Regions from separate parts of the Homo sapiens genome. Here region 2 is linked to region 1. A link is an interaction called in ENCODE POLR2A ChIA-PET data of the cell type or tissue named here. Cell type or tissue: IMR-90. All regions are shown on one strand. Each heading gives the region's core, and the rest is flanking DNA. Links, peaks and the distances in the headings are about the cores only.

Evidence for each region. Peaks named below come from ENCODE experiments on the same cell type or tissue, not always from the same donor. Only the 100,000 strongest peaks of a DNase experiment are listed, where the experiment ranks them.
Region 2: POLR2A ChIA-PET joins it to region 1 with 5 read pairs; 4 of 35 experiments call an interaction of 5 or more read pairs at or near these places.

What each region holds. Positions count from the first base shown.
Region 1 is chr12:7,073,145-7,078,552 of GRCh38, forward strand. No RefSeq gene overlaps it. Among named protein-coding and RNA genes, the nearest start is that of C1S, 15 kb to the left of the region's middle. In IMR-90, for the core only: no CTCF peak of the experiment used is centred there; a DNase peak (open chromatin) is centred at 3,027; H3K27ac peaks cover 867 bases.
Region 2 is chr12:6,894,430-6,899,777 of GRCh38, forward strand. No RefSeq gene overlaps it. Among named protein-coding and RNA genes, the nearest start is that of LRRC23, 7.7 kb to the right of the region's middle. In IMR-90, for the core only: no CTCF peak of the experiment used is centred there; no DNase peak of the experiment used is centred there.

The sequences.
Region 1 (5,408 bases), core at 310-5,309:
AAAGTTTCCTTTACAGTGACTGCTAGAATCAGAAACATATTCAGTGGAAATGTGACTTTTTTCCTGCATATTGGTTATTATTTTAAAAATTGAAAATATGATGTGAGGCGTGGTGACTCACACCTGTAATCCCAGCACTTTGGGAGGCCAGGGAGGATGGATCACATGAGGTCAGGAGTTTGAGAGCAGCCTGACCAACACAGTGAAACCTTGTCTCTACTAAAAATACAAAAATTAGCCAGGTGTGGTGGCAGGTGCTTGTAATCCCAGCTACTCGGGAGGCTGAGGCAGGAGAATCGCTTGAACCTGGTATTGCAGTGAGCCGAGATGGCACCACTGCATTCCAGCCTGGGCAGCAGAGTGAGATTCCGTCTCACACACACACACACACACACACACACACACACACACACACACACGGACACAACACAGCTTTATTTAATCTTGATCAGATCCACAAACTCTGCCATGGTTTTTAAAATAATGATTTAACAAAACCCTTTTTCTTTTGACATATTCACAAGAAGTTGCAAAGTTAGTACAGAGAGGCGCTATTTCCCCTAATGGCTACATCTTAGGTAACTACAGTACAATATCTAAACCAGGAAACTCATGTTGGTACAATGTGCAAGGGCAGTTTTGTGTTATTTTACTACATTGGAGACTCATGTGAGCACCTCTGCAGTCAAGATACGAAACAATTCCATCACTACCAAGATTTCCCTCTTGCTACGTTTTGTACTCACATCCTTTTTTATTTTCTCTTACAATCATAAAAAGACACATTGGAAAGATCCAGCTTCTCTCATTTGTCCTAAGAGGAAATTGATTTTGGGTATGTCCACCCTTGAACCAGAGAAAAGCAGAGACTGGACATATTGAGGGAGATGAAGTTGTGGTAACAGGAACCACAACGGGGGAACCCCCCCCCCCCAGAGCAAAACCTACAGGGAAAGTCTCTGATGGACCTAGTTTCCTGAATGGAAGCATCTGTTTTAAAAAAAATCTCTCTTCCTCTATAAGGGACTACAAAGAACACAGAAGACCTGCAGCTGCCAGGAAGGAGCTCATTCTGATTGTAACCATTGTGTTCTGCCTCATCTCCAAATGGGCTGTTTGCATTGTGTATCTATCTCCCTTTAGGTTTAATGTGGAAACAAATCATTTCTTTTGTCTTCATTGCTTAAGGACTGAGTGTGAAATATTTTTGGCATAATATGCTCAGGTTTTTCTGGGCATCTGCCTATTCATGGATAAAATGAAAATGTTTCTTGATCTCTCTTAGACAGAAAGCAAGAAGAACTTAAGGTTTTTAACAGAAAAAATAAAAGAGGATGGCTAGAATAAAAATCCACAGAAATAGGGCCGGGCGCTATGGCTCATGCCTATAATCCCAGCACTTTGGGAGGCCGAGGCGGGCGGATCATGAGGTCGGGAGATTGAGATCATCTTGGCTAACACGGTGAAACCCCGTCTCTACTAAAAATACAAAATTAGCCGGGCGTCATGGCGGGCACCTGTAGTCCCAGCTATTCAGCAAGCTGAGGCAGAAGAATCATTTGAACCTGGGAGGCAGAGGTTGCAGTGAGCCTAGATCACGCCACCGCACTCCAGCCTGCGTGACAGAGCGAGCCTCTGTCTCAAAAAAAAAAAAATCACAGAAATAAAAATTCACAGAATAAAAATGCACGGAAGCAGGGATGAAAGCAAAAAAAGCACCTGAGCACCTAGTTGGGGGAGAAGTCAGGACAGCAGAGAAGAATCCTGGGGCCACTGCAGGTGAGTGTGTCAGATCTGAGTAGGACTGAAGAAGACCTAAAAGGGAGAATTTGGCCTTCTCATAGGGCCAAGCAGAGGCCGGTTGTGTGGGGCAGGGCTGACCCCAAAAGGCTTGACAGAGACCCCCGAGGAGAGGTTTTGGAAAACACTGAACACCTAGGTTGGACCTAGATGAACTTTACCTGCTCTGCCACATAATTGTGATACAATTTATGTAGAATTTTTTTCCAGCAATTTACGAAGTTGTCTCGAGTTTGCCTTAAGTGGCCCTAAGCCTTTCAGGTCTCTTTTCCCGGTCCTTGGTGGCTTGCCTCCGTTTTGGTGTCCTGTGTTGTCCTCACTGTCATCATCTATCCTCTGAAAATATGATTTTTTTTTCCTGCATGCCTGTTATTTTCCTTCCTTCCTTCCTTCCCTTCCCTTCTTCCCTCCCTCCTTCTGTTCCTTCCTCTCTCTCTCTCTCTCTTTCTTTTAGACGGGGTCGCACTCTGTTGCCCACGCTGGAGTACAGTGGCATAATGACAGCTTACTGTAGCCCCAAACTCCTGGGTTTAAGGAGTCCTCCCACCTCAGCCTCCTGAGACACTGAGACTACAGTCATGCACTACCACACCTGGCTAATTTTTAATTTTTTTGTAGAGACAGGGTCTCGCTATGTTGCCCAGGCTGGTCTTGAACTCTTGGCCTCAAGCAATCTTCTCTCCATGGTCTCCCAAAGTGATGGGATTGTAGGGATGAGCCACCACATCTGGCTCTTCTTTGGTTTCAATATGCTCACTTGACGTAATAAAACCCTGCTTCCTGTGTGCCTGAATGGTACGGCTGCTAGTGGCTAGGGGAAAACACACAAGCTCACACAACTGTCTCAAAAAAGGTGAGAATGTCTCACAAAAGAACAACTGTCTCCCTTTTAACTGTTGGCCATGAATCTCAAATGAACCCTTCATGCTCCCAGGCAATCAAAATTCCCTAATCCATTCTCAATCCCACTGTCCCAGATGACTATTTCATTTCTTCTCTCTTCTCACACCCCTGAAATTCTCCATCCTCATTCTCAGCTGATGACCTTATTTTCTACCTCACCAAGACACATGAAACCTAGCAGAGAGCTTCTACCACCACCACATCTACTGGAATACTGGCATCTGTTCCCTTACACTCAGCTGGCATGTGTGTTAACTTATCCGTTGGTGACTTATCCATGCTTCCAACTCGATTCCATCTCCACCCACCCCATCACCATTTCCCTCCCTATTGTGTAATTCCTATCTGTATGTTAACATGTTGTAATTCCTCTAAACTTAAGACAGACTTCTCTTGACCACAATTCCTCCAACAGCTTTCCCTATTTATTTGCTTCCGTTTGCAGCAAATTCCTTAAAATAATTGATTATACCCTGTTTCCAGTTCCTACTCTCCCGCTCTCTCTCCAACTTGGCTCTGGCTTTTCCCCCTATCATTCCACCATACTGTGCTTTTCTGGGTCACCAATGACTCTGACATTGCTCCATCCAAGGATGGATGCTCAGTCTTTATCTCCACCTCGATGCACTTTCTTTCCTTGGCTTCTGAGCACTGAGCTCCCCAGGTTTTCCTCCTACCTTGGTGGTCATGGTCCTGGTCAGCCTGGGCCCTACAACAGAGGCGAGAGCCTCCTGCATTCTCTTCCCAATGCCCTGTGGGGCATGACGGTTTCCAGGCTGGCTGGTGGCATCAGGCACTGTTCCCAGGCCTGGTGATTGCCGGGTGGCGTTCCCTCTGCTGATGTTATTGGGATTCTCCCCATCCCCAGGTAGTTTTCTCACATGTGAGTGCTGAGCAGTACTCAGTTAAATACTTGTGGGATCCTCTGCAGACTTCTGGCCATCTCTCTGTGTACCTTTCTCCTCCCTGATCCTCAGTTCTGTGACCTCCAGGGGCCTTGGTTTCCTGGATCTGGGCCTGTGTCTCCTCAAGTCAGGGAGCTGACTGAGTCCTACCTGGATTTCTCCTTCTAGCAACTCAGCTTGGAAACTCTCTCAAGGCAGTAAAATGGGCCCAGTCTCTCAGGCATCGTTGTCTTTTTTTGTCCAATGTCCAGTGTCTCAAAAACCGTTGTTTCATGTATTTTAGTCTTCTTTGTTGTTGTTTGGTTCAGGAGGTCGGTAAATCTCCTTCTTCTTGGCCCTAAACTAGTAGCCATCTGAAAATCAACATGTTCCAGACAGAACCTATCAGACCTGCTCGTCTCGTACTCATCCCCATCAAGCTGACACCATTTTCTCACCCCTCCCCTTCCAGTGTCTACTCCGTCAGGAAACCCTTTGGTTCTTCTTTAAGTTTTATCCATAATCTGACCACTTCTCACCACTTCCACTGCACCCCTGCTCTGAGCTACCATCACTTCTTGCCTGCATTACTGTAATTGCCACCGAATTGGTCCTTTTTATGCCCTTTTTCAGCTGTAGTATGTCTTCAATTCAGCAGCCAGCATGAGCCTTTCAATGTGTGCACACGGAGCACTCTGCCCAGAACATGGCGTGGCTGCCTGCGCATTCTCTGATGGATCAGGCAGCTGCTCACTTCAGGGCCCTTGGCTTCTTCCTGGAATATTCTTTCCCTAGGTCTCTGAATGTCTAACTTCCTCCGATCTTTGATACATGTCAACTTTTTCAATGAGGCTACTCCTTTACAATTTTTAAATTCTTATTTTCTATATTTTTTTAAATACAGAGTCTTGCTCTGTTGCCCAGGCTGGAGTGCAGTGGTGAGAACATTGCTCACTACAGCCTCGAATTCCTGCGCTCAAGTGTGCCTCCTGTTTCAGCCTCCTGAGTAGCTGGGACCACAGGCACACATCATCATGTCCAGCTAATTTTTAATTTTTTATAATGATGGAATCTCACTATGTTGCCCGGGTTAGTCTTCTTTCACGGTTTTTGTTTTTTTTTTTTTTTAAACATCTGATGTCACCAGTTGGTTCTGACCAGGTTGGTCTCGAACTCCTGGGCTCAGATGATTCTCCAGCCTCGACCTCCTAAAGTGCTAGGATTATAGGCATGAGCCACTGCTTCCAGCCTAATTTTTTTTTTTATTTAAAGAGCACCATCTATTTTTTGAATAGGTAAAACACCTACATGGTTAAAACTTTGAAAGATCAAAACAGCATACAGTGATAACTTTTCCTTCCACTCCTATGTCCCCCCAGAGACCACCAATATTTCTTGTATATCTTTCTAGTGATCTTTTATACACATGTAAGTGATATATGCCTACTCCTGTTATGTATACAAATAGTAGCATTTTATTATTTTATTTCATTTATTTTTGAGACAGAGCCTTGCTGTGTCGCTCAGGCTGGAGTACAGTGGTGTGATCATAGTTCATTGCAGCTTCGACCTCCCAGGCTCAAGCCATCCTCCCACCTCAGTCTCCCAAGTAGCTGGTACTACAGGCATGTGCCACCACCTGGCTACAAATGGAAACGGTAGCGTTTTATACATAATATTTTATACATTCTGCATTTTACTTGTTTTCACTTACCATGCTGTCTGTAGTAAGGATTGAATGGTTACATTGCATTTCATCATTTGGATATTCCATAATTTACCTGAAACTTTGGTACCAGATACCTTTCAGAATGCAGGATT
Region 2 (5,348 bases), core at 106-5,105, 180 kb before region 1:
CCCCCATGCTGTTGTTGTGATAGTGAGTGAGTTCTCATGAGAGCTGATGGTTTTCTACGTGTTTGACAGTTCCTCCTTCACACTCTCTCGCCTGCTACCATGTAAGACATGGCTGCTTCTCCTTTTGCCATGATTGCAAAGTTCCTGAGGCCTCCCCAGCCATGCAGAACTGTGACTCAATTAAACCTCTTTTCTTTATAAATTACCCAGTCTTGGGCAGTTCTTTATAGGGTATGAAAACAGAGTAATACAGTGTTCCATTACCACTAACTAGTTGGATATATTCATCTTCTCCATGTCCTATGTCCATTCAGTTGCTGAGTCTTGTTGAGTCTTCCTCTCCATCCCTACCTCCTTACTCCATACACTTATCATCTTCAGCTTCCTAAACTTTCAAGATTCTTCTACCTTCACTGAATCATATGCTAGATATATACCATATATATGCATTTGCTATCTATTTTAAGAATTTAAAGTAACATTTTAGAATTTATTGAGTTTTTCTACTTCTTTCTATCCAATAGTCTATTCTATTATTAGAAACAATAAGGTGGGCTGGGTGCGGTGGCTCATGCCTGTAGTCCCAGCACTTCAGGAGGCTGAAGCAGACAGATATCTTGAGCCCAGGAACTCAAGACCAGCCTGGGCAACATGGCAAAACCTCGTCTCTACAAAACACACACAGACACACACACACACAAATTACCCAGGCATGGTGGTGTGTGCTTGTAGTCCCAGCTGCTTGGGAGGCTGAGGTAGGAGGATTGGTTGAGCTTGGGTTGTTGAGGCTGCAGTGAGCTGTGATCACACCACTGCACTCCAGCTTGAGTGACAGACCAAGACCCTGTTTCTAAAGGAAAAGAAGGCCTGGGTCGGGCGCAGTGGCTCACGGCTATAATCCCAGCACTTTGGAAGGCTGAGGCGGGCGAATCACCTGAGGTCAGGAGTTCGAGACCAGCCTGGCCAACATGGTGAAACCCCGTTTCTACTAAAAATACAAAAATTAGCTGGGTATGGTGGGAGCACCTGTAATCCCAGCTACTCGGGAGGCTGAGGCAGGAGAATCGCTTGATTCTCCGCTGGGAGGCGGAGGTTGCAGTGAGCCGAGATCGCGCCATTGCACTCCAGCCTGGGGGACAAAAGCGAGACTTCGTCTCAAAAAAAAAAAAAAAAAAAAAAGAAGGCCGGGCATGGTGGTTCATGCCTGTAATCCCAGCATTTTGGAAGGCTGAGGCAGGAGGATCTCTTGAGCCCAGGAATTGGGGAGTAGCCCAAGGAACATAGTGAGACCCTATCTCTACAAAACAATTTTAAAAATTAATTATCCAGGCATGGTGGCATGCCCGGTAACTAGGTGATTCTAGTTACTTGGGAGGCCAAGGCATTACTTGAGCCCAGGAGTTTGAGGCTGCAATGAGCCATGTTCCCAAACTGCACTCCAGTTTGAGTGACAAAGCAAGACCCTGTCTCAGGCCAGGGGTGGTGGCTAACGCCTGTAATCCCAACATTTTAAGAGGCTGAGGCAGGTGGATTGCTTGAGCCCAGGAGTTTGAGATTAGCCTGGCCAACATGGCAAAACCCCAAATCTACTACTACTACTACTACTACTACTACTACTACTACTACTACTACTAAAAAACTGGCCAAGGTGGTGTGCGCCTGTAATCCCAACTACTCAGGAGGCTGAGGCACGAGAATCGCTTGACGGGAGCAGAGGTTGCAGTGAGCCGAGACTGCACCACTGCACTCCAGCCTGGGTGACACAGTGAGACTCTGTCTTAAAAAACAAAAAAGACCCTGTCTCAAAAAAAAAAAGAAATAATAAGGTGGCAGGATATATGATATATAGAGAAAAATCAATACTAAAATCAATAGTTATGACAGTATGACATTGGAGCAGCAGTAGACATAGAGATCAATGGAAGATAATAGGGTCCAGGAATAAAACCCATATATATGATAAAGATGGCATTTCAAGTCAGTAGAGAAGAATGGGATTAATCAATAAATGATGTAGAAAAAAATTGGCTCCCCTTTTGGCTCCCCTACCTCACACTATATACCAACCTATTCTAGATGTAATAAAGACCGAAAAATATTTAAATACCATCAAAATAGTCAAGAGAATATTTTCATAACCTTAGGGGTGAAAAAGGCTTTTCTGAACCAGACCCACAGTTCAGAAGCCTTATGCAAGAGACTGGCAGTTGGGACTACACACAAATGTCAAATTTCTGTAAGGTGACACTCTATAAGCAAAGTGAAATGACAAAGTAGGAAAATATTTTCAAAATGTATAAGAGACAAGAAGTTAATGTGTCTGTGTGGTGGTTTAAAAATATGTCCATGAATTCTGTGATACTCTTCCTTTTAAGAGGTGAGCCTTATTCCCCTCCACTTGAGTGTGGGCTGGACTTAGTGACTGGCGTCTAAAGAATAGCATAAAGTGGAAGTGATGGTGTGTGACTTTGGAGACTCAGTTAAAGGCAGAGTGGCTTTCATCTTGGTCTCTTTCTCTCTTGGATCACTTGCTCTGGGGGAAGCCAGCTGCCATGTTATGAGGGCACTCAGGCCCTGTGGAGAAGTCCAGATGGTAAGGAACTGTCTTGCCAACAACCATGTGAGTAAGCCATCTTGGAAGCAAATCCTTCAGCCCCAGCCAAGCCTTCAGATAACGGCAGCTCCAGCCAGCCGTTTGACTGGAACCCACCTGGGCCACTCTTGGATTCCTGAGAAACTGAGATAATACATTTTGCTGTTTTAAGCTGCTACGTTTTGAGATGATTTGTTATACAGCTATAATCAGTTAACAGTTGCACTTGGCTGGCTGGGCATGGTGGCTCATGCCTGTAACCCCAGCACTTTGGGAGGCCAAGGCAGGAGAATCGCTTGAGCCCAGGAGTTCCAGACCAGTCTCTGCAACATAGTGAGACTCCATCTTTACAAAAAAAAAGTTAAAAATTAGCTGGGCATGGTGGGGCGCACCTGCAGTCCCAGCTACTTAGGAGGCTGAAGTGGGAGGGTGGCACGTGCTTGTAATTCCAGCTACTCGGGAGGCTAAGGCACTAGAATCGCTTGAACCCAGGAAGCAGAGGTTGCAGTGAGCCGAGATCTTGCCATTTCACTCCAGCCTGGGTGACAGAGCAAGACTCCATCTCAAAAAAAAAAAAAAAAATCACCCTGTTAAGTATAAGCTCTGACAAATGCATAGTCCTATCATAATCAAGACATAGAACAATCGTAGAATCACTCTAACAGTTCCCTCAAGATCAAGATCAAGAAGTCAACCCCTTCTTGATCCCAAGGAACTCATTGACCTGTTTTTCTGTCAAAAGGGTCAAATTTAATCACTAAAATGATCTACAGTACTATGGAAAAATTTGTAAGCATAGAAAACACACAAACCAACTCTTTTTAAAAAGTAAGATATTTTAAAAGTTTACCATACCAACAGAATGAAGATAGCTTCACATTTTACTACAGATGTGCAGATATTCATCAAAGTCCACCATTGTCATATATATGGCTCAACAGTAATATTTAAGAATATACTGGCCAGGGCCGGGAGTGGTGGCTCACGCCTGTAATCCCAGCACTTTGGGAGGCTGAGGCGGGCGGATCATGAGGTCAGGAGATTGAGACCATCCTGGCCAACATGGTGAAATCCCATCTCTACTAAAAATAGAAAAATTAGCTGGGTGTGGTGGTGCGTGCCTGTAATCCCAGCTACTCAGGAGGCGGAGGCAGGAGAATCACTTGAACCAGGGAGTCGGAGGTTGTGGTGAGCCGAGATCACTCCACTGCACTCCAGCCTGGTGACAGAGCGAGACTCTGTCTCAAAAAGAAAAAGAAAAAATACTGGCCAGGCACGGTGGCTCATGCCTGTAATCCCAGCACTTTGGGAGGCTGAGGCGGGTGGATCACCTGAGGTCAGGAGTTCGAGACCAGCCTGGCCAACATGGTGAAACTCCATCTCTACTAAAAATACAAAAATCAACCAGGTGTGGCGTCACACACCTCTAATCCCAACTACTCGGGAGGCTGAGGCAGGAGAATCATTTGAACCCAGGAGGCGGAGGTTGCAGTGAGCTGAGATTGTGCCATTGCACTCCAGCCTGGGTGACAAGAGAGAAACTCTGTCTCAAAAAAAAAAAAAAAAAATACTGTAAAATAACAATCTTTAGAAGAGTTAGAATAATGTTATTTTTGTTTGTTTTTTTCGAGACAGGGTCTTGCTCTGTCATCCAGGCTGGAGTGCAGTGACGTAATCTTGGCTCACTGCAACCCCTGTCTCTCAGGTTCAAGAGATTCTTGTACATTAGCCACCCAAGTAGCTGGGATTACAGGTGTGTGCCACCATGCCAGCTAATTTATTTGTATTTATTTATTTATTTATTTATTTATTGAGACAGAGTCTTACTCTGTCACCCAGGCTGGAGTGCAGTGGCGTGATCTCAGCTTACTGCAATCTCTGCCTCCTGGGTTCAAGCGATTATCCTGCCTCAGCCTCCCAGTAGCTGGAATTACAGGCATGTGCCACCACCACACCCGGCTATTTTTTTTTTTTGGGGGGGGGGGTAGATATGGGGTTTTGCCATGTTGGCCAGGCTGGTCTCGAACTCCTGACCTCGTGATCTGCCCGCCTCAGCCTCCCCAAGTGCTGGGATTACTGTGTGAGTCACTGTGCCTGGCCAATTTTTGTATTTTAGTAGAGAAGGGGCTTCACCATTTTGGCCAGGCTGGTCTCAAACTCCTAAACTCAGATGATCAGCCCGCCTCAGCCTTACAAAGTGCTGGGATTACAGGCGTGAGCCACTGTACCCAGCCCTCAAAAGCTATTTTTTGACATATTAAGATTGGCAAAGTACGTACCATTTGACCCAGAAATTCTACCTTCTAAGAATGTACGCCGGGCACGGTGGCTCCTGCCTGTCTGTAATCCCAGCACTTTGGGAAGCTGAGGCGGGCAGATGGCTTCAGTCCAGGAGTTCAAGACTAGCCTGGGCAATATAGAGAAATACCCGTGTCTACAAAAATTGCAAAAAATTAGCTAGGCATGGTGACATGCGCCTGTAGTCCCAGCTACCTGGGAGGCTGAGTTAGGAGAATCACCTGAGCTTAGGATGTTGGGGCTGCAGTGAGCCATGATGATTGCACCACTGCACTCCAGCCTGGGAAAGAAAAAAAAAAGTTTCCCACATAGTCATATTACTCAATGCGTAGTCCATGAATCAAGAGCATCAGCATCACTTGAGAGGTCTACATTTCAATGAGATCCTCAAGCAATTTCTATACACGTTAACATTTGAGGAATACTGCTACAGAGTACTCATGCAGAAGAGCAAAGA